2 separate regions of the Homo sapiens genome follow, and region 1 is linked to region 2. The links are chromatin loops, found by intact Hi-C in ENCODE. Cell type or tissue: heart left ventricle. All regions are shown on one strand. Each heading gives the region's core, and the rest is flanking DNA. Links, peaks and the distances in the headings are about the cores only. Region 1 overlaps LOC101927314 (a long non-coding RNA gene). Region 2 overlaps LOC101927314 (a long non-coding RNA gene).

What was found. Hi-C counts contacts between places; a loop is a spot of excess contacts. Peaks named below come from ENCODE experiments on the same cell type or tissue, not always from the same donor. Only the 100,000 strongest peaks of a DNase experiment are listed, where the experiment ranks them.
Region 1: a loop joins it to region 2, with 7 times the contacts of the local background. A loop is called at or near these places in 5 of 110 quality-filtered maps.

The regions. Positions count from the first base shown.
Region 1 is chr6:97,587,221-97,599,704 of GRCh38, forward strand. All of the region lies in intron 1 of LOC101927314 (a long non-coding RNA gene), which reads left to right. Among named protein-coding and RNA genes, the nearest start is that of MMS22L, 310 kb to the left of the region's middle. RefSeq lists enhancers at 4,421-4,930, 4,931-5,438. In heart left ventricle, for the core only: no CTCF peak of the experiment used is centred there; no DNase peak of the experiment used is centred there; H3K27ac peaks cover 1,059 bases.
Region 2 is chr6:97,662,496-97,674,979 of GRCh38, forward strand. The region is part of intron 3 of LOC101927314 (a long non-coding RNA gene); the gene reads left to right. Among named protein-coding and RNA genes, the nearest start is that of MIR2113, 360 kb to the right of the region's middle. RefSeq lists an enhancer at 5,714-6,572. In heart left ventricle, for the core only: no CTCF peak of the experiment used is centred there; a DNase peak (open chromatin) is centred at 6,886; H3K4me3 peaks cover 1,079 bases; H3K27ac peaks cover 1,133 bases.

The DNA of each region.
Region 1 (12,484 bases), core at 2,954-10,953, 74 kb before region 2:
ACAACTTCAGAATATTTTCTCCTACACGTGCTTTTTATCTGAGTTACTGATTTTCATTGATTGGGAGTTCTAAGTGAATGTATATTAAAATCTGTTGATCTTTTCCTTCATTATTTTTTCTTTGCTTCAAATCTGAGAAAGTTATTCTTTCGTAGATCTGATATTCTATTCTCTTTTCTATTCACTTTTCATCAATGTATAAAAAACATTTAACAACTCTCTGAAGTTTACTTTGGCATGTAGTAAAATGTTCATTTAATTTAAATTATCCCAGATTACTATCTATAGCTGAAAATTGGCAATTTTTTATTCATTCACATTGTCCTTCTATATGTGAGTCTTACTGTTTTTTAAGGCCCACATACTTGGGACCTATTTATGTTTGATAAATTTGAAACATACTTAGAGATTTATCTTATTCTTGAGTCAGGCTGAAAGTGGCAGGAGGAGTGGGTTGTAGCTGGTGGGAGTGAGCTTAGCGTATTCTGAGCAGCATTTGGCTCAACTGACCACTCCTTCCTTTTAAAAATTGGGCCGATTCTTGCAAGAAGCCACAAAAGAGTTACTCTCTTCATTTTCTTCTACCTCTTTTCCCTTGTGTTTGCCTAGTTTTTTCCACTTCTATCACTACATGTGGGAATTCCTCTGGATTTGATTTTGAATCTGTGTTCCTTTTCTATGCTTTCTTCCCAGGAAACGCAACCACTAATAATTTAAAATATATATTGATGGCACAGTAAGATTAAGTCTTCCAGCCAGGCCCGGTGGCTCAAGCCTGTAATCCTAGCACTGTGGGAGACCGAGGCGGGCGGATCACGAGGTCAGGAGATTGAGACCATCCTAGCTAACACGGTGAAACCCTGTCTCTACTAAAAATACAAAAAAAATTAGCCGAGCGTGGTGGCGGGCGCCTGTAGTCCCAGCTACTCAGGAGGCTGAGGCAGGAGAATGGCGTGAACCTGGGAGGCAAAGGTCTCAGTGAGCCAAGATCGCGCCACTGCACTCCAGCCTGGGTGACAGAGCAAGACTCTGTCTCAAATAAAAAAAAAAAAAAAGATTAAGTCTTCCATCCTTACAGCTTCTCCATGCTCTAGATTCCTATGTCCAGTTGTCCCTCATTGTAGTAAATGACTAAAGTCATCTAACAAGTTGCTAACTCATCCTTGAATTTTTTCTTTACATTTTCTTCCCGCATTCAATCTATTTTTAAAAAGCAGTAAATCCCAGTGCAAAAATACTTCTATATATTTTCTCTGCATGTCTATTTTCACTGCTGTATTCCAAGCTGTTAATTTCTCCAGGCAATTTATAATATCCTAAAAGGCTTCAGGGCTCCCCTAGCTGTCTTATAGTACTCTATTCCTATTTTGATGGCATGTAACACAATCTGTTATTTTTTAATGTGTTTGTCTATTAACTTCCTGTTTCATTAGACTGTAAACTTACAAGGGCAGGAAACATATCTGACTTATTCTTCCCCATCCCCCAAGTGCCTAGCATGTTACTCGGTATATATTAGACTCCTTATAAGGAGAAGATAATTTCATTTAAAAATCATGCTATATTGAATTAATTTTCCTTTTCCATACATTTTTATAATTTTATCATCGGTAAAATTTTTCAATTCCTTGGGACAATTTTCTTAATCGGTATATGGAGAAGAAATCCAAAAGATCCTTTACGCAATTTTTGCTCCTATTATTTCCAAATTATTTAATTAGGTATTGATTTAGTACTTAAAAAGAAACTATTTTATTTTATCTCTCATTATTTTATTGATTATATATTTGTATGTGTTCTACCTCCCTCCAACATGTTTTAAAACCAGAGATTTCTTATTGGTATGTAAGTTTTCTTAAGATATGAAAATCCACATACATTATGTTATCTAATTTGTTGATTAAAGAAAACTAAAATAATTTTGTTGGTCCTCTAACCAAAATTTTTTATAGTTTTTTTTCTTGGCAGGATTTATGCTGTTTTGATAAAAAGTTTCATTGGTTGGCTTCTTTTTTTTTTTTACATATTAACATTTTGTGGGCCTATTTTATTCTCTAGGCTAGAGTATTTTTTCCCCTTTTCTTTCTTTTGCTTTTTTCTGATGTTATTTTTCAGTTGGTTCTTATCACTATTTCTATTGGATACCATCTGTTGTTTTGGTGACATGTTGAAAACTTTCCTAAGGATTCCTGATTTAAACTTCTTTTTCTTTCTGATGCTATATGTGGCTATAAGACAAAATGAACTTTGCAACTAATGCTATGTTTGACAATAGTTGTAATTCTTGCATTTTTCTCTACTCATTCTCTCTGTTTTATTTTCCTTGGTTAACTGGTACATTTTGAAATATTTCTTATGACTTACAATGCATCTTAAAAATTGGCTTTTAATAAAATCATTACACATGGACTACAATTGGTTTCATAAATTTGTCATTCATTCAATAATATTTATTGTTCATTTACTACACATCAGACAATGTTGTTAACATAAATGTTGTTCATATTGGCATCAGCTCATGGGGATATCATTTTAATTTAAACTTTTAAAATATTTTCACCAGTTTTATTAAGTTAAAATAACTGTAATTAACTTAATGAACAGTATTCATTTCTATTAGAATTTCAGTGTTCTAATAGCTCTTCTTTTCCACCACTGAGCACTGACTGACTGACCTGTCTTTTATAGATACAGATTTTCAGTTGATAGTTCTCAGTTAACAATAATTGCTGAGCCCTTATTATGTGCTCTATGTGGAGTAAAAAGCAGTTATAACTCCTCCCTCATAAAAACCAATTTGTAAGAGATAAGGTTCCAGTAAACAAATAAATATGCGATTACAAATTGTGATAAATGCCTTGGAGAAAATAAATAATGTGTATTGAAAGAAAATAATAGGAAAAATTACTTTTGTTGATCTAACTCCATATATTCAATTAAACCTGTTGCCTGAATTATTGACACACATTTTCCCATTGTCTACTATATATTTCCATTGTGTGTCGACATATGATACCTCAAACCTAACATCTTCTCTCTCTCTCCTTTCCCTTCCTCCTTATTCATATAGTTTATTGAAGCCAACTTTCTGCCAAAAAATTTAGTAGGCACTTTACAGATAAATTTTAATTGTAGGTTATTTATTCGTATTATCATGCCCATTTACTGATAGAAGAATCGAGTCTCATAAAATTGAGTCTCATGAACTAACTTTCTCTTGGTCAATCAGTAACAAATTTTCAAGCAGGAGTGCTGACTTGGGTCTCCTGATTAGAAAGTTCAGATTCTGTCTGCAATTATACCAGCTTCACAGCATTTATTGTGTACCAACTCTGTGCTAAGAAGATTGCATTTCTTTATGTAATCATTACAACCCCATGAGATAAATGCTATCTTCATCTTACATAAAATACTCAGAAATGTTAAATTACTCTCCATTGTCACATAGATGGTAAGAAACGGAGGTGGGATACGAGTCCAGATCCACTCCAGGAAAGCCCATGCTTTTTCCTGTTCACTGCATACTTCTATGATATAGAGTACTGTTTATTCCTTATCTTGCTCAATAAGGCCTTGAGGCCATAGATGAAGTATTTTTTATGACTGTATATGAAGAGCGCTCATTAATTGTCTATTAAAGATTGCATAGGTAGTTTAATAAGTTGAGTGCTTCAAATTGTATAAAATTTGCCCAAAATGATTTTATTTTTTATGGCACTAATAAGGTACCATATCCTTATTTACAGGCCATAATGTTTAAAACAATCTAACTTAGCCAGGCTTTTCACCCTGTAGATGCTGACATTCTGTCAAGTGAATACCAGCTTCCTCATCTATTTGGCAGATATGTGAATATTTATTAGGTGTCTGGCACAATACTAGGCACTGTGAATACAATATAGGGAGAAACCTACGTGGGTCTTGCCTCATGGACAGCCTAGTGATGGAGACACAATAACCAAATAATAACACTGATAAATATAGAATTATAAACTAAGATAAATGCTACAGAAAATGGGAATTCTGTGCTAAGAAAATTTATCCATCATGAAGAGGCAGGCCTAATCTGGGTGGGAAAGGTGAGTGGAGAGGATCTATCAGGAAAGCCTCCCTGAGGATTTATAGGTTGTTACTTATGTTTACAGTATTTAGGGAGAAGTGTAGATACAGTACAACACTAGAAAGTTATGAATTGTTGTTTATGTACACTTGAATCCAGCAGATAGTACAAAACATATTTTTTCTCTTCTCATTAAGTCACTTATCAGTCCACGCAGATGCCTCCTCTAATTGTCATGTAAGAGATCCTTTCTCTCTTTATCTCTTATTTTCATTTCCCTCAGGGTGACCTTGGGAGCCTTCTATCTATATGTCCTCTTGCCAGTGTCTTAGACCTGTCCTACAATTTCTGTGTGGCTATGGAGATAACTTTAAGGGTGAATAGAAAATAATAATTCCATCTAACTGGAGCAGAACAAATAATCTTCTTGTGGTGAGAGAGAAAGGGAGAACAGTGCACTGAGGAAACCAGAAAGGAGAGTGAGGGGTAGCTATTATGGCTGGATCACAGAGAGAAAGTGATTTGAAAAGAGGTTGCAGGAAAGGTAAAGGTCAGATACTGATTTGAACTTAAGATTCAGCAAGTGCCTCAAGGAGAAAAGAAGTGCAGAATGTTGGGCTCATTTCTTTGCAGTAATCCCCTTCTTCAGGATCTCAGACCGTTAAGTCCTGGCTGCTTTGGTATTTCCATGTGGGGGTCTGTCCCGCAGACCTTGACCCAATGATGGATGAATAATGTACACTGACACAGACATTTTGCCTCTCAGTCTGGTTGAGGGTACGGGCCACTTGCAGACACCAAGGAGGGTGCTGTAAAGAGTTGCAACCACGGCCCTGACTCGCTGGCCCTGCTGGCATTTATTCAGCACACATTAAATGACAAAGGCTTTGAGTCAACACTATTAGAGGGTAATTAACCTGGTTGCCCTCCCACCAAGAGAGCCATCCTGCGCGCAAATGATGAAAGGTTAGTTTTAGGACCACATGAGTAAACAAGTTATTTAGATAAACTCCTCTACATTCCTCTGTATCTACATCCTGAGCTTTTAAGAGAATTCAGCTGCCTTCAGCCAAACATTTTACTGAAGCTATGCAAACCCCCAGGCCTTCCAAGAAGGTTTGTGTTTATTTCCTATAATTTTACAATTTTTCCCACCATCCTGACTGAACCCCCACATTTCCACACTCTAGTTTTTTGTTTCTGCACATCCTGGAGACTGAAGAAAGCTCTAGACCATTAGGATATCACTTGCTACTCTGCCTCTGTGGCCTGTGCTGCAAATCTGAAAATGTCTTAAGGGGAAAATAAGTAGAGAATGTCTGGCTCACCCAAATGCCCTCAAGTTCTAGTTGTTGTGATTACTTTTTTTTTCTTTTTTTGAGATGGAGTTTCACTCTTGTTGCACAGGCTGGAGTGCAATGGTGTGATCTTGGCTCACCACAACCTCTGCCTCCCGTGTTCAAGCAATTCTCCTGCCTCAGCCTCCTGAGTAGCTGGAATTATAGGCATGTCCCACCATGCCCGGCTAATTTTGTATTTTTAGTAGAGACAGGGTTTCTCTATGTTGGTCAGGCTGGTCTTGAACTCCCGACCTCAGGTGATCCACCCGCCTTGGCCTCCCAAAATGCTGGGATTACAGGTGTGAGCCACTGCACCCGGCCGTGATTACTTTTTAAATGCCATTTTAAAAAATTACCCCAAAGAAGCATTAATTAGACTGACATCTTGCTTGTCAACAGAAACACTGGAAGCCAGAAGCACATGCCATGGTATCTTTAACTTTGATACCAAAAACAGATAAATTCACTATGATATTTATAGTATAATTCATGGTATAATTTATCTTAAAGAAAATATTAGTACATTTTATCCAGCAGTATATAAAAAGTATGACACCAGGACTGAGTAGGATTTATTCCAGAAATTCAAGGTTGATTTAACATTTAAACATCAATTAATGTAATTAATTTAAAAATAAAGAGAAAAATCGCATGATAATCTCAGCAGAGTGAGCAAAACCATGTGATATGTCAACATCCATTTATGTATATATTCTTAGTTCTTAACCAGACATGAAATTAAAAAGCTTTACAGGAAAATTATACCTAATAGTGAAACGTTAGAATCCTTTTGTCTGAGATTAAGAGTGATACAAGAATACTGCTATCCTCACATCTATTCAATGTTGTAATGTACTTATAATAAGGAAAATAAATAGATAAATTAATAAAGGAAATAGGTTTTAAAAGAGTAAACATTTTATTGAATCTGATATGATTGGGTACAAATCAAATAAAAAATCTACAGAAATATTTTCAGGATTAATATGTAAATTTAACATGGTTGCTGAATATAAGAGTGAGTAACATAAGAAATCAATTGTATTCCTATATACCAGCAACAGTCAGGTAAAATACAATTTATAATATATTTTTCAGTAACATAAAAGTATTAAATGACTAGATACATATCTAACAAAACATGTAGAAGACCTATACAGAAACCATAAAATATTATTGATAGACACTAAAGAAGTCCTAAATAAATGGAGAATTGTAGCATGATTGAAAGATTCGATATTGTAAAATTATTAATTCCCCCCAAATTTATTTATGAATTCAATTCAAAATCCCAACAGATTTTTTTTTAAACTTGAAAGCTAGTAATAAAATCTACATAAAACTTCAGTGTCAAAATAGACAAGGCAATCTTGGTGAAGAAGAATGCAGGAAGACTTGCTCCACCAGATATTACATCTTACTATAAAGCTACAGGAATTAACACAGTGTGACAAAAATAGACAAATGGACCAGTGGAGCAGAACAGAGAGCCCAGAAACATATTGTTTTGATTATCTATATCTACATAAGAAACCATCCCAAAACTTAGTGGCTTAAACTCACAATCATTTGTTTTCCCTCATGATTCTGTAGACTTGGTAAGATGGTTCTTTTGCTTCATATGGTGTCAGCTGGAGCGGTAGTCTTTCTGTATCTTAATAGGTATGGAACTTTCTAGATGGCTTGTTCACATGTCTGCCATTTGGTTCTGGCTGTTGGCTGGGAGATTGTTAGATTTGTTGATGACAACACCTCAGATCTCCCTCATTTGTCTTCTCCATGTGGCTTGGACCTCTCATAAGATGACAGCTGGGTTCCCAGAGGGAGTGTTCCAAGCACACAAAAGCGGATACTAGCCATTTCTTAAGATTTAGTCTTGGAAGTCATGCAGCATCACTTTTGCCACATTCTGATGATCAACTAAGGTTGCAGAGTTAGCGCATATTCAAGAGGAGTGGAAATATATTCTGCCTCTCAATAGCAAGAGTGACAAAGGATTTGCTATCATCTTTAGACCACCACCCACAGCCATGCATATATGGGTACTAGACTAATGCAGAGGTGACACTGTGGGGAAAATTTTATCTTTTCAATTAAATGATACAGAGAGAACTGAATACTAATATGGAAAAAAGTGAAACTTGACCTTACATCAAACCCTAATAAAAAATAATTCCAGTTAGGGCTACACACTCAAATGTCAAGGCAAAAAAATAATGCTTTAAAAATGATATAGGAGAATGTCTTCATAATCTCGGGATAGGAAATGTTTTTTAAGCAGTACATAAAATGCATTAACTATAAAGGAAAATATTAATAAATTGGACTACTTTTTAGTTGTTGTCACCAGTGCCGATGTCACATTCCCTTGACTCATCTCTAATTTTAAACATAGCTAGTGGTTAGAGAGTTCTGTGCTGACTCAGACTCACCTCTGACAGCATCTCTCCTCAAGTTACATGGTTTATGTTCCATGGCTTAAATTTAGCAGCACCAGTGACTCTCTTGGCTAGTGTGAAAACACAGCCTTGGAGTGTGGGATTAAGACCCCTAAGCATAATCTCAAACAGCAAGGCGAGAAATGGGAAAAATGCTTCCATCTCCTGTCTTTCAGACAGACTGCGCTGAGAGGCATTCTGTACAATTCACAGGAGTTTCTGCCAGAATGAAGCCCTACTTCCAACAGTAATGTCAACAACAACCTTTATATTGGCTTTTATTTCTGCCTGAATTCTCCCTATTCCTTCATCTCTGTTTCATAGGATCATTTTCCGCTTAGACTACCTGTACACAGGTGTTTGTCTTGGTTTTTGGAGAGACTCAAACCAAAACAATATGAAAATTAAGAGTTCTGCTTATCAATCAATGTTCTTATTAAAGAGTGAAAAGATGGCTCACAGAGTGGAAGTATTTACTTCTAAACACTGTAACTGAAAAAATGCTTATATCCTAATTTTTTTTAAACCCTCTATAAGAAAAAAAATTACAATCCTTTAAAAAAATGGATGTCTTGTGAACAGGCCTTTTACCAAAGATATATAAAAATGGCCAATGAACAAAGGGGAAAGGTACTTAACTGCTAGTTCAAATTAAAGTATAGTAAGACGCCACTATACACCCATCAGAATGATGAACATTAAGAATCAGAATAATACCGTTAGCCATTCAAATTCTCCTATCTACCTAGTGGAAATATGAATTGAAACAACCAATTTGGTAAACTGAGATCATCTACCGAAGTTGAAGATATGCATACACTTTGACCTAGTAATTCCATTCCAGGATACAAACCTCTTAGAAATATTTGCACATGTGCCCGCATGTTGTTTGTAACAGTTAATAACTACAAAGGATCCAAATGTCCAATCATCCTACAATGATTGGAGAATATATATAGTGTAGTTAATACAATGAGATCTAATACAGCAACGAAAATGACAATCCTGGAGTGATATCCAACAACATTATATAATCTATGTAATGTATATTTAAACATACACAAAATAATATGCACTGCATACTTCCATATATAAGCATATATGGAACATAATACTGAGTTATGTTTAGTAATGAGTACATCTCGGTAAAAGTACAAAAAAAGCAGGATGTAATAATCATAAAATTAGAATGGTGGTTACAGAAGAACAAGAGTGGTGTGATTGGGAGTGGGCATACGGGAGAAGTCTAAGGTACTGATTTTTTTAATAAACTAAATATCAAGGTGAACAATTATGGAGAAATTCAAACATAAATAAAAGCAAATAAAACAATTTGATAAACTTCCATATGCTTACCACCCGTTTCAAAATGATCAATTTATGGCCTATCTTATTTCATCTCTACTATCCTATTACTCTTATACCCATAACATGGATCATTTTGGAGCAAAATCTCACACATCATATTATTTTATGGGTAAATATTTTTATGTATCTATAAAAGATAAGATATTAAAAACATGCATTCATAAAACCATTATCACATCCAGAAGCTTAATATTAATTTCATAACATCATTAGTTACCCAGTGTTCACTGGGTAAAATATCAGTGTTTACTGATATTCCCAATTATTTCAACAGTTGGTTTGTTCAAATCAGTATCCACAAAATGTATCACATCTTATATTTGGCTGCTATTCCTCTTGAGTGGGGTGACTGTGCATTCTAGATTGTCCAGAATCCCATTTTCAATAGCATCCCTTTTCTGTTTCTGAAATATCCTGTGTTGGGTGAAAATGTATATGGTTGCTCTATACTTAAGTCTCTTTTCATCTTTAAGCTCCCATTTCCTTCCTTTACCTTTTCTTTTACATTTTGTTTTTGTTATTAGAAGAAACTAGGCCTTTTGTCCTATGGTGTTTTTTACAGTCTTATTTGCTTATTACATCTCTCTGGTGTTGTTGAATATGTTCCTCTGTCTGCTGTATTTCTTGTAACTGGAAGTTAGAGTATTCTCCCCCTAGAGTTTGATGTATTTCAGATTCCATTTGGATCAGGAGTTGGGGGTCGAGGAGGGAATACTTCATAGATGATGTTGTTTACTTCTGTTAGAAAGAATGTAACATCCATTTGTCTCTCAGTAAGTTTAGCAGTCATTGATTATTATTATCTAGGTGTATTATTTCAAAAAGAATTTGCAAAATGCTGATATTAGTTCTGTCTCTTGATCTAGGAGGTATTTATATGGGTGTGGCTTTATAATACACTGTATTTCATTCAGCCATTTATGGAATTTTCTGCATATATGTTGTTTCATGAAATATATTAAACACACGTATATAACTACATATGTGTATGATGAATTAGTGAAAATATTTTAAAATTAAAGTTAGGAAATTAATACGTTTTGCATGTTAGGCAGAAATTATTGACTTACCAAAAGGAAATTTCCTCACTACTCTCAATACTAAAAGTAAGTTTTAAATAATGATGATTGATATGTCATCCCAATGTGGCCAATTGTTTAGGAAAGTGTCTAAGCTTGCTATGTTGAACTGATGTGAGAAATGTAGAAAAAGTAGAATGTGATAATGGTGAACAGGAAGAGGACATGTTGTGGCTTCATGACAGTTAAAGATTATAGTGTTTGATGAATAACTAAGAGATATGCCATTGTAAAAATGATAACTTGATTGGACTTTTGGATCTCAAAGAATTATAAATATTTATTCTATATGATGATTATAGACTGATTTATGTGTCTTATACACTGTATTCCAATTGATTCTAGATATCATCTCCTAGGAGAGATTAACCAAAGTAATACAGCTAGATTTAAAAATTTACAAAAGTTATAAAGTTCCTCCCTGACAGGAAAAATTGAATTTTTTTTTCTATTTCGTAGTGGGAGTGAAATTAAGAGTTGATAACTTTCTTGCTAAGGAGGTATTACTATCACAAAGAAAGTAAAACTACATTTTGAAACGTATTTCTCAGTGATGATAGGTAACTGAATTTAATTACTTCTGGGAAATGCAAAAGGAAAAAATTAACCTCATTGGCCCTTGGGAAAATCTGACATCGTATTCTGGAGGTCTCTGATTTAAATTCAGTTTATATTGCTTACTAGTGGCCAATAAACTCCAACAAGCTTCTTATATATTGATTGGTATTTATTGTAGATCTTTCAACTTGGTTAATAGTCTTTTTCTAAGCTATCATCTTGATGATGCATCTATTTCCCTAGTCTCACTCTACTTTGGTTTCTATTATTTGAAGCATCTTTTTCACTGGAGAGAATAGAGCATAGAAGTTGAAAAGACTGATATCTGAATACAGACTGCGTTGTAGCTATGTGACCTTGGACAAGTTTCTTAACCTCTTCTTGCCTTATTTTCTTTGCTTGTAGAATGATAATAATAGTATGTCTCATTTATCTGTAGTAGTGATTAAATACATAACACATCCACAGCAAATAATAGTTATCTCCCGTGTGCTTCAGCAGCTCGTTTACTTAGTCGTATATTAAAGATGTCACTGCCAGAACTATTCTATCATTTAGATCTTGAACCCTAAAAATATCTATTCTGATTACAACATTCTTGCCTTCTAAATGCAGTTTCTTTCATTCCCTCATGACTAAGATTCCCCTTTTTCTCTAGTTCCTTGAGCTATTCTTACATCCTAGTTCCAGTGGTTTCCAAATGTTTATACTTCATGGGCCAAAAAAAAAAAAAAAAAATCGAGAGACCAGTGAAGTATTATCAATTTATTGGCAAGTAAGAATGTTAAAATAACAAACACCATCACATGTTGAAGTTATGAAATTATTTGTGTTATTTTGAAAAACGTGTTATCTGATAAACTACATACTTCACTAGGTAGACTCATGAGGAATCTACCTTGATCACCTAGAATGTGCAGATCTAGTGCCTAAGGTATGATACTAACTTCAAGAAATACAGTATTTTTTAGAATGAGTAGGTTAAAAATCTCCAACATTTAATAAAGGTAACATATTTTAGCAAAAAATGAAAGTTGAAATTTGTAAATCAAATGTGTATGTGGAAAGTGTTCAGTGCCAAAAATAACAGCATTAAAACAATATGTTACTGTTTTGCTGATACAGGTTTTCAATTCATTAATTTGTATTCAGTAGTGAAATACAAAATGAAGCTCACATGTCCAAACTTTCCTGGTACTTTGTTCTTTAAACTGCAGTTAGTGCCAATACTCTAGATTCAGATAAGTGTGTTGGTGAAATTGTAAGCTACACTCCTAAGGCAACTTCAAAATTCAGAAAATTTTGGTCAGAGCCTGGCTGGGTCATGTCACTGTCTCAGACAGGCCAATCATTTTAAACCCAATTATGTATTTGTTTGACAACTATACAGTAGGATTGGGGCAGAGACTTAATTTCTCCTATTAAAATGTAAATGCCCCTTCATTTAATATCTTTATGTTAGTTATCTCATTGTACTCTTCTTTGAGTTCCCTTAAATTAAATTTCACTCACACATGAACTTAATGAATAAAGTAAAATTTAGGAAAATGAAAAGAAAGGGCATGGATTACACAGTGCATTTTTTCTAATTTAAGTAATATATTTCTTGGAAGTTCCCAATTCCTTTTCTCAGCCTCATAG
Region 2 (12,484 bases), core at 2,124-10,123:
TGGCCACATTATGCAATTCATGTATTTATTCATAAAAATATTTATTTAGGATACTATAGAAGTGGTTAAGAGGGCAGACTCTGAGGCTAAGCTAGATTGCTTGGGTTCAAATCTCAGCCCTACATGCATGATTTACGATCAAGTTGATTAAGTTCCTTATTCAGAAATTAGGAATCAAAATAGTACTTACTTTATAGGATTATTGTATTAAATTATGTATTACATATAAAGTGCTTAGGACACTACCTGGATAATAGTAAGCACTGTGCAAGTGCTGAGCACGGCTAGTTCAAAGGTTTTTAGGGGCCAACACTAATACTACCTGCCATCATAGAACTTACAGATAGTGTAGGAGAAACACATTAAAAAAAAAAGATTTCTTACCTCTCTCTCTGGGAAGCTCTAACATGCTCTTTATTCTTACCATACCCACAGCTTGTGATATCTGGGGTCTTTCCCGTACATTTAAAGTAGAATTGTATCATTTCACTTAGAAATATTTTCAGACACAGAACCATTTTAACTCCAGAGTTCTGGGAAATCCTTAGCTTTTCACAAATTTGCCTCATAGCTAATTCATAAATTCTCTAAAGGAGGAGGATCCACTTTAAGGAAATTCTTTCCACTTGGTCTTTCCTTTGGAAGTAACAATCTACCATGATTTTCTCTGTGGCATTCTTCAGCCCAGAGCTCCCAGCAGTTTATGCTGTACCTGTGTGCAAATTAAAATAAAATGTTTTATCTCTCTCTCTCTCTAGCTGGAAGAATATAAAAGGTTACCCCTCTGTGCAAGAGCACCATCCTAGGCATACAAACTCAGGAAAATATCAAGAAAAAAGTGTGACCCCATGGGGGCACACTGGCAGCTTCAGGGAGCACATCTCTGTGAGAAGATGTGGGCTGGCCTTCACTGCTACTGTGCCCTCTTAACAGAATGCTCTTATGCAGAGCACAAAATGCCCACTGTATCCAGCCAGCTGTGCTTCACACAGTGGACCTGTTTGCTTCCTAGGCTTCCTGTGACCTACACTTCTCCTTGCCTGTCCAGGATCAACTCCAGAAGTAGCTTGCTATGCTTTAGGTATTTTCTCAGGTCCCTCTAATGCCTTTCTATGTGTCATATTTTCAGAGCTCTGCCCTTTGCTTTCCAAGGTGACAGCCTTGGTCCATTCTATCTAGCAGAGCAGGAGGCTCCAGAACATTTTACATTAGTCCAAGGAGGTAAGTAACTACAATGTTAGACATTTAAGACAGGCTTTCTAGTGATTCTTATTGCTGATGCTATGCAGGATAAAGTTAATTTTTCAAAGTCTCAACTGAAGTATCCAGAATTCTCCAGATCTTGAGCCTCCCATGCTGGGTAAAGGAAGATGAACTTGGTACATCAGCATTGATGTGTAAACACCTAAAGGCAATAGGGAGTAGAATCAAGAAATATATTCTGTGTGTAGACTGTGTTTGACTTGGAAAATAACAGTAAAACAGTACTTTTAAGTATATTTATGTATAATTTATAATATAAGGTATTTTCATATGCTTTATCTTCTTTAAGTGTTCAAATTAATGCTGTGAGGCAAATCAGGCAGTATATAATGCACAGGTTTTATGTTTTTTTAAATAAAACATGTGGATTGGCCCATCAAATAGAAAAACTATGAGATTTAACTTGTCACCAAACATTGAAGGGAGGAAGAAATTAATTCTAGGAGAATTTTAAATTGTAATAATTATTTATTTTTATTCACCAGAACTTACTTTCTAAAAATTTAAATAAATGTCCCAAAGGCAAGACAATTTATATTTGGGCACCCCAACAAAACACATCCATTTAAAGCAAAAAAAAAAAAAAATCAAGTTGTGATAATATTTCACTTTAGAGCAGTAATATTGGCCCTGTCTTGTCTAGTTATGAATCAGAGCTAATGAGGGATATGAACACAGAACTAACACTGTAAATCAAACTTTAAAAAGCTGCTTTGTCATCTTGTTGACAGCAGTTATTAATGATTCGAGGGCCTCTATTTTAGTAAAAAATAGGGTCTGTCTTTCTGGCTTTAAATGAACATTAGCACCTTACAAGAGGTTGGACATGACTCTTACCACAATAGGTAATTGCAGCTAACAGCTGCATTTGAGTTTTCATTGTGCACTCTTTTTGAGAAGATTTCCTAGTGATAGTTCAGTTCATGCAGAAAGTTAGCAAGCATTTTCAACCTGAGAGCTATTTATATAAATTTTAAAACAATATACACGAGAATAGTTTAGTAGCTCTTAAGTTTTAGGCACACATAAAAATAGAAATTAGGTGTCTTAAGGACATTTCTGTAATGCACTCATCTCCATTTTTTAAAGTAATTTATTATAAACGTCTTTCTTCTGCTTTTCCTTTTTGTTTTTAAAGGTGAAAGCAGTAGCGAAATAATTGACAGGTGCTACTGAGAATCTCCAGAAAATATATCTTGATCTGGATTATTGTGGAATCTTAAAACAAAATTTTCTAACATAATTGTAAACCATATTGTATTTTTGAGTGCAAAGGGCTAAGCACAGAAAGTGATCATAAACATTGCCTAGGTTATTCAATGTTCCAGGATTCTGAGGGTTGTGAGAAATGTTCAGAATGTTATCTCAGCTTTTGCATTTCTTTATAAAATGTAAGAAAACCATCCCCAAATGTTGGTGGTTGAGACTTCCATACAATTCTAAAAATCTTTGGAAATTGTTTTTTGTCTAACTAGTAATGCATATATTCCTCACCATGTTGTTGCCAGAATCATAAATTCTTTTATCTAGAAGCAAATGATTTTTATTTTTAGAAAAAAAGTATAAATTATGGACAAATTGAGTAAGAATGTCCTACTATTCGTATAGAGTTATATTTATACTAATCTTTCCCTTATAGCTTTTGCCCTTGTGTAAGTCATTTATCTAAAGAATCTCCTGAGCTTGCTTGCAATGTTGGTTAAGAAGTATTGACCATGAAGAATCTGAGTTCTAAACTCTGAGATGAGTTACACTTGTCTCAGAGTCAGAGACCCAGACAGAAAGGTGACTGTTGAGAGGCGGGCCAGGCATTTTCTTCCTCCTCACCGCCTCTTAACCTCATGTCCTCAAGGAGGAGTTCTGAGACCGCCGATAATCATCATAGCTCATGGGTCCAAGCCTTCCTACTGCAAGGAATTCTCATTATTTCAAGGGCTTTTTAATCAGTAAACAGTAGAAGACAATTACTGTATAGATCGGTTTAATTAGTTTATTTGATGCCCAGAGCATGTAAGTTTGCAACCAGGTTGTTTCTGCTAGCTATAGAATCATAAATTAATGGCAATGTTCTGGGCTGAAAAGATGATGCTCTGTGAGTGCTAACATGCTGGTACAGTCCTAATGGATTAGGAAGAGGATTGGTATACATGGAGCCTTTTACTAAAACAGGCCTCTCATGTCTTCATATCATCAACCATAATTTATTTTTTACCATCTCTTACTAGCATATTTCTAGTTTTCCATTAAATGACCTGAGGATACTGAGATATAGAGCTACCAAAAATCTGTATATTTAATATATTGAATCAAAATTTATTTATTCTCTATATTGTTTCTATCTTCTGTAGAACAATCTATATCAAATTATATATGTATAAAATTATGTATATAAAATAATTTCTGAGGATATAAGGACCTTGTATTTGAAAAGATGTTTTAATATTTTCTAGTAGGCATATTTTAGTGGCTCTAAATTATGTTTTCAAATTGTTGATTCAGTGCAACATCTCACTTTTTTAATCATTGTCATTTTTTTACTTGCTCCCCCAATCATGAAGCAAAGAAAACATGCATTTTCTCCTTCAGAAAATGCTACCCTTCCACAAATGCAAATTAGTTTGAGATAAAACAAACAAAAAAGAAACAGAAAGAAACAAAGAAAGAAAATCTTTAAAGCCTTTGACTGGTTACTTGAGCATTGTTCAGTAAGTAGACATAGTCACTATTCCCACCATGATTTTTAGAAGTTGTGACAAGAGCCATCCACATTCTTTTGTACATGACCAGTGGCACATTTGTGAGATGACCAGCGGCGGTTGGGGCTGTGTCTAGGAGCAGTTTTCTTTTTGTGAAGTTAATGGGCACATATGGGGATTGAACAAGCTTTACCATTCTTTCAGCTCCTCCTTCTTCCCTGGTCATGGATTTGAAAAATTGCCATTGAGACTGCAGTCAATGATCTTCTCCTTTCTGTTTTATGTAATTAATTGCCATTAATAGAAGATACCAGTCATGAGATAAATTTGGTTGAAGATGAGGTTAGACAATGAGACCTTGACTGATAATTTAAAATTTTAATTTTCTTTTCTTTTTTTTTTTTAAATTTGCTCCTTACCCCCTACATCATCTCCTACATCTTCCTAACTATCCTATGTGGTGTCCTCACTGATCTGATTGATGTTGGCCAGTATGAAAATAGTTTTTGTGGGACTATAGCCTGTTTACAATAAAAAGTAACACAATTAACTTAATTCTATAGCTTCTGAAACTGAGGTAAAAGTCATACTGAAATTCTGAATGCTTCATGGTAAACATACCTGAAAAGCCTGCTTCTACTGGATCTTCTCTTTCTTTTTGACTCTTAGTTTCAATGAAAAATGAAGAGCTTCTACTTATTGTAGAAGTCTTGATAATTTAGAACAATAAATAACAGTATGGAAGCAATTGACAGACAATTGTTTTCACAATGCTAACCAGGGTTTCCAAGTTGAACTATTTAACCCCAAATTTAAACAAAGCAGGCGTCTTTGTTTTAAGTGATAACACCTGTGCACAACCTGATGCCTGGTTGGACTAATAATTAGAAATAATATAGCAATTATTTATTGAATGCTTACCATGTGCTATTCATTGTACCCCAAATTTTAGTGTGTTATCTCATTAATTCTCATAGCAACACTATAAGGTAGATTTTTTTCCCCATTATAGATTAGAGAACCAAGTTTAGAATAGTTAATGTCAGGGTTAACTTACCTAAGGCCATGCAGTTAGTAACTAGAAGACTAAGTCTTTCTGACCCCAAAATCCCTTTGCCCATGTGCTTTTTTTGCTTGACTTCTTTGTTCCTTAGATAATCTTATTTTATTTATTTTTAAATAATAATAATATGGACTCAGTAAGATTATGTAGGGCACTGTATAGGTAGGAAACTGTTTAAACACGTATTTATATATAAAATGATAGAGCTGAATTTGATTATCCTCACACATCTATTAGTCTATAAATTGATGTCAAGAAATAGAGAATTTCAGCCAAGCAGGAATTTCTCTGAGAGAGGTTTGGTAATATTCATGGAGTCTAAAAAAAGGGGGAAAGAAACCAGGTTGGCAAACAAACAATAAAGGGACTAAAAAGGGGTGCCTTTTCTATGTAAAATCAAGAAATTAGAAAACTTCCTATTTTAACACATTATTAAAAATCACTTATTTTCTCATGATTTTCATTATAACAAAAAATCAAATCCAGAATCCTTTAGCAGGCATTCAGGATGCAGGGCCTCCTGATGCCAGAGTTAATAGCTTGTGATGAGAAACTGGCTGCCATGATCATATGTGGTTTGTGGGATCAGAAGTATGTTTGGTGTACTCATTTTCTAAATTAAATCTGTCCGGTCTGGATATCAGAAAGTAGGTTATCATTGATAATTCATTATCATACGTCTCAAATGATATTCCATGGAAGCCTTGGCCTTTTAAGATAGATAACAAAATAGTAGTAAATATTATCATTAGGTAAAAAAGGGGACGGCTCTGTGCCTTGGATATCTGTAGTAGGACCATTATCATTGTAGGAATGTGTTGAGAGAAGCTATTGGCATGCTAAAAATACACTACTTTAATAATAATCCATGCATAAAGGACCAAGAGAGAAGATATGGCAGAGAACTAATGAATTCTGGATCTTTTCCATATTTACCATTTCCACCAAAAAAATTAAATGCCGAATATTAAATTATAATGTTTAAACATAAAAAGTGAAATCTGTAATGTTAAAATGAACTTGAATCATGTAAATGTTAAATTTTTATTTAAAATGCGTCTCATTTTATTTATATTCAAAACAGATGCATGATTTTAAATACAGGGCGGTTGTAATATTCTAAGCACATATTTTAGGGACTTCCTCCCTTTTCCAAATCTCACTCAAGTGGAACATACACTCATTTCTGTAACAAAAATTCTTTCTACTCTATTGGCAAAATGAATAGCATCAACTCAAAATATTTAAAAATTTAGTCACATCCACATCCTGCAGCCTATAAGGAGCTTTCACGCTTTTGGGCTCGCTTTAGATCTTTAATACCCTTTCCTTTTGTGTCAAGGAGCTCACGAGGCGTAAAGAAGCACTGATAAACCCACTTAGATCCCTTCCTGGGCCGTCACCTCTCGCTGCCAAGCGGCTTTAGGTGGTAACTGATCTGTGACAGGCTGCCAGTCAAACAGAGCATTTCTGAAAGCTGACACAAAAGACTGAACGCTGGAGAATGGATAGGAAAAATAAGAAAAGGACCCAAACTGTATCAGTGCCCCCCACTCATCTCGGTCTGTTCCTCTTCGCTACCGCCCCCACCCTCTGGCCCACCCCTACCCTCCCTAACCTTTTTTGGTTGGTTTTTCTCTCTTTTCTTTTCTCATCCTCTTCCCTCCCAACCGCCCGCCTCCTCCCTCCCCCAGTTCCCTTTCCCAGAGCACAGCCTTTCCCCCCTGCTCTCTCTGGCTGGCTCCTTCTTAGTCAGGTTCATGGCAGGGGCAGCGTAGAGTGGAGAGATAGAGATCAGCAGCCCTTCCAAGCGGGGACTGCCCCAGTGCACTGCTGATAATAGAGGCAGAAGTGAGAGTGACAGTCAGATGGAAACTGACACAGGCCTTCTGTCAATGCCGCAGCTGCCCGTGGGACTGAGGAGGAAAGAGAGAGAGAGGGAGGGAGGGAGTTGAGCTGAAATGTCAGTGCCGATAACTGCACCAGCTCGCTATTTTTCTATGTAGGTGTCGTTCTATTCCACATGTGAGGCAAGGTTTTTTCCAACTCCGCAGCGCTTGCTGTTTCTTCTTGGCTGCTGTGAGTGTGTGAAGGAGCAGCTTACTTGGTGAAATCCTCACTTAATTTCTTCTGGTGCTGTGGAGCCCCGTTGTGTGATTGTGTTTGACAGTTTTTGTTCTCACAGCCTTTTGAGCATTTTAAAGATTGATAAATCTTGTCATATGAGAACCCCGAATGATGCCCGAATATTTCACATTCTTACAGCTGTAGATCGTTTCTGTATTTTCCTACATTAAAATAAGGCAAGAAAATATTAACTGAGAAATATGGGCAGTGACTCATTTTTCTGCCCAGGAGAAGGTTATGCTGAAAATGTCCCCAACAACAGACTTTTTATCTTGACTTTGGGACCTCTCTGGAGAGAACTTTAGGGTAGCTCTTCTTGTGTAATTAATTGTTTTCTTGAATTTTAAGAGTCGTAGTGGTACCATTGTTTATCAATAGATCCCATATTTCTATTTCTGAAGGTGAACTATTTTTAAATAAAATGACCAAAATGTATCTCTCTTTCTCTCTCTCTCTTTCTCTCTCTCTCTCTCTCTCTCTCTCACACACACACACACACACACCACACACGAAATAAAATAACAGTGACTGATGGTAACTATAGTTTCAGTTATACAACAAAGTGATAAAATCCATGAAGATACTTCAGTTCTGCTGAATCTCTACTTAACATCTCCAGTGGTTCAGAATCTCTACAAGGCTAGTAGCAGCTTAAAGTTTGAAGGATTTTTGTAACCCAAAAAATCAGGATCACCTGACATTTTACCCTGAGCTCAGTCCATTACAAATCATTTCTTCTTTTCTTTTTGAGAAAGTTACCAGCTGGGATCTTCTTTCTTGGCTATACTAAGGGCAAACCAAAAATCTGCACTAAAAGGGATGGGTGCAGATGAACTCATTTCACTATTGCGTATTTAAATAAAGGTAAGTGATAATAAACATGTTAGGTGATAGGTGATATAAAGATTATTATCCTGACAATCACCTCTTTCTAGGATGTTGCATTATGGAAGCATTGTGAGACACAGACACACACACACACACACACACACACACACGAGGGAGGGAGGAAGCAAGGGAGAGAGAAGATATCCCATGGGGGAATATTGATTATTTTTAATAGCCTGATTTAGCTTCTCAATTTAGTTTTTATGTCTTTTTCCTCTTAAGTAGATCTTTCAGGTGTATGTTTTATTCAAATTACAGTGCACCAAGGAGTATAGCTCAAGACAAAGTGAAATTATGTGGATTTAGAAAAAAAGGATCAAAATTATGGTTAGAAGAACTATATACATTTATAATTTTGCAGTACTGATATTTTATTTGATAGCATCTGTCAGAAACCATTAATCAAGTATCTGTATTTACATGGTGCTATACAACATTATGCAAATGGAGAGGCAAGAAAAGCAAGCCTAGGCTACCAGGGAGCTTTTTTCTCTAAGACATATAGAATTAACAAAGTTTTACACACAAGGCACAAAGACTAGAAGACAGCCACTAGCTAAGTGTATAAACTAAATTAACAATTGCATGCAAATAACATTCTATGCCAATGGGTCAGTGAAGAGAGTAGAGGGAACAGTTAGAATCATCATAGAAGTGTACGATGTAGAGAGAAGCAAGAAATGGGAAGGTTTTATGGACAAGATAAGATTTCAGGAGTTTCTTGAAATAAGGAGAAAAGGAGGAGTTATGAACCATTTCTTTCCATTCACAATAAATGCAGTCCTTTCTCAAGGATCTTTTCTCAATCCTTGGCCCTTGGCCTTTAACTTGCTTTTTGAAATGGAGATGACATCTCTGTTAGAGAGGTCAGAGTGAAAATTTTAGCCGTAAAGGCATCAGCACCAAACACTTATTGATGCATACTAAATGCTAAGTACTACTGTAGATGTCATTAAATTCATAACCTCCTCAGTCTTCCCAATGACGCTATGAGCTAAGTATTATTAACTTCATTTCACAGGAGAGGAAGGTAAGGCTAAGAGATGTGAAATACATATTCTCAGGAATATGTAAGTAATAGGGCATAACAGTCCTTCAACTCAGGCCATCATACCTCACATGTTTTGCTTTAATCATGACACATCCATACTTATCCAGTCTTCATGAGACTCCTGTGAGGTTGAGCAAAAGCAACTGTAATTATTTCAATGGTCTGCAAAGAACTCAAACTGTAGTTGAAAATTAGACCTTGCTACTAAGCTTCTTCAGTTTCCAGTAAGGCTTTGGATATTCCTTTATATAATGGTTCTATACAAACCATAATTGAGCAAACACTTGGAATCAGCTAGAAATATTAGGTGAAAGATATTTTTGGATCCCATTCAGAGTTTGTGATTCAAAGGTCTGGAATGTGTTCAAGAATTTACTTTTTTTTTTTTTTTTGAGACAGAGTCTCACTCTGTCAGCCAGGATGGAGTGCAGTGGCACCATCTTGGCTCACTGCAACCTCTGCCTCCTCTCACAGTGTGAGAGGACTAGTGTGAGAAAGCTGCTAATGAAAGAGCTGCTGAATGAAAGTACATTTCACCTGCCTACACCCACCCCCACCCGAGTGTTGTTTCAGCTATCTGCCCATCCACCCACTCCCCTCGGACCTCAGCATGGGCCTGGACCTGACCCTGAGCATGACATTTGGTGTAGTTGTGAACCTGACATAAAGATAAGGGATGTGTTGGGGATAGACAATGTGACTGAACCACAGAAACATCTTATGTAAAAATTTACTTGTCCCCTTAAGTAAAACAGATCAGTTAAACTAATAATATGTAGGCTAAAACCAAGGAGAAAATAAGCCTCCCCCTCTCTCCATTGCAATAGATATTCTGTACAGCACCATACTCTCTATGATGGGCAGCTGTAAGCAGTGACAATCAGGAACAAAGAGTTCATCTTGTTAAGACCACAGCTGCTACGGTGGACCCTGCAGAGAATCTCCTTGGATAATACTCTGCATCTCTACTTTCTTCTGGCTTTCCCTGGACAGATGTGTAGGAGTCCCATGAGTCTGGACCGTGGTCAAGGAACTGCTATTTATACTTCATTAATTATAAGCCATATCCAATACAAAGGGATAAATGCATATTATAGGGGTATTCTGCTATAGGGCCAACTATAGAAAATATGGGAATGACCAATTAATGCTGTTCTCATATTTTGAGTTTTTGGTTCACAACATGCAAATAAACAGTCTTGTTTTTCTTTTTAGAGCTTGGTGAACAGTGTGATTAATTGAATCAAACCACATGAGTGATCTTAGGAGAATTGGTATCAGCTGTGTGCAAATTAATCAAGCTAGGCTAAACGCTACTCTGCAGTTGATAAAACGTTTGTGGTTTACCTGAGAGGAATCAAGGAAGTAAGTGTAGTAAGAATCATGGTTTACAGAGAGATGGGGACCGTGACACTCTTAAACCTGGAATGGCTATAGCAATTGACAGAAGGCAACAACTGCAAGTTTATCTTGTCTCCAGATGATCAGGGCACCTGTTCGTTTAACTATGGCATGTGAGAGGGTCCATTCATATAATGAATGAAACACTGTGGATGCACTCCTGGCCATTATCTCTATAAGAAACAAATCTCATTGTGATTTTGGAATTAATAGATTAATTAAATCTCATAATGCCAGAGGCCAATTTAATAGCATGAATGTAAATCTAGGGTATAGAAAACTAGGAAGAATCAGTGCACCTCTAGGCTTGTTTTTCACAGTTGAATTATTGATTTGGTCAAGATTCTCCAAAGTCTCAGTTGAAACAGTTATTTGCTCATAATAGATGTTCAATAAACATGAACGATTGATTGTCTTGATGACCTAAACCATATAAAGTTGATGCTTATAAACTAGTGTTTTCTGAGCCACACAGATTTCTTGCATGTTATTAGTTTTTTGCAGGAAAGCTTTATTTTTGTTCTTTTTTTTGGTAAATAAATAATCTGAAGGTAATTCAAAACATAGCTACAGAAGGGAAAGTGGCATTCTTAGATTTCATGGTAGCAACATCTATGTACAATATGTGTTTGTATCACATAATTATTTTTAGGTGTATATTTAGCTGTGGTACTCATAATTTTACATTTGTGAGAAAAGTATCATATAATCTTTAACAGTTAAAAAAATCATATTATTTTTGACTCTGGGATTTTGGAAAGAAACACTATTCCATTACAAGACTATTACATGTAATTAAAAAAAAAAAAGTCATAGATAATTAGAGCCCCTCACACTTCTGGTTCCTAGTGTTTCAGACATTTCTCTTTCTCCATGAGAAAAATATCCATGGGTAGGTTTTCATGCCTTCTCCAATAAGCATGGAATTATGATGTCAAAGAAATGTGAAATGGTAATAAATGAATATTAGATAATCAAAAATTTTATGGAGATTTATAATGATTGATTAGAGGAAAAAACAAAAGTACAGAAAATATGATATATATTTTTCTAAAAGGAATGGGTTTTCTAATGAACGAAATGTTTATTATCCTCAGAGTTTTTGGTCAGTCTTCAGTTAGCTTTGCAACCAATTTATATGTATTTAAAATGACTTTGTATTCTGCTTTTTCAGCAGTTTCAGGAAATTTTAGAGATTGTAAATCTTGCATAAAATAATAATCCTATATGAAACCCCATCTCTACTAAAAATACCAAAGATTGGCCAGGCATGGTGGCACGTGCCTGTAATCCCAGCTAGTTAGGGAGGCTAAGGCAGGAGAATCACTTGAACCCCAGAGATGAAGGTTGCAGTGAGCCAAGATTGTGCCACTGTACTCCAGGCTGGGCAACAAGAGCGAAACTCCATCTCAAAAAAAATTAAAAATCCTATCTGCAATATAACTTTGCCATGGTGGCAGGCACCTGTAATCCCAGCTACTTGGGAGGCTGAGGCAGGAGAATGGCCTGAACCTGGGAGGTGGAGGTTGCAGTGAGCCGAGATGGTGCCATTGCACTCCAGCCCAGGTGACAAGAGTGAAATTTCATCTCAAAAAAAAAAAATTGTAAAATTTAACACTTATTTTAGAAATACAGGCTCTAAATTTAACAATTAATAAAAATTAGGAGGTATTCTGGACTTGGGACTTCCTGTTCTACTTTCCTTTTATGGTTTCTGTTGAAATTTTCCTTTTGATTGTGTGTTGTTTTCCTGATTTTGTTTATTGTCTATCTGTATTCTCTCATAGCTCACTGAGCTTCTTTAAGAGGATTATTTTGAATTCTTTGTCAGGCAAAAAGTCTCTATTTTTTAGGGTCAGATACTGGTGCTTTATTTTGATACTTTGATGATGTCATGATTCCCTGATTGTTTGTGATTTTTGTGGCCATGCATTTGTGTGTGAGTACTGGAAGAAGTATGCACTTATTCCAGTCTTTGCAAACTGGCTTCAGTAG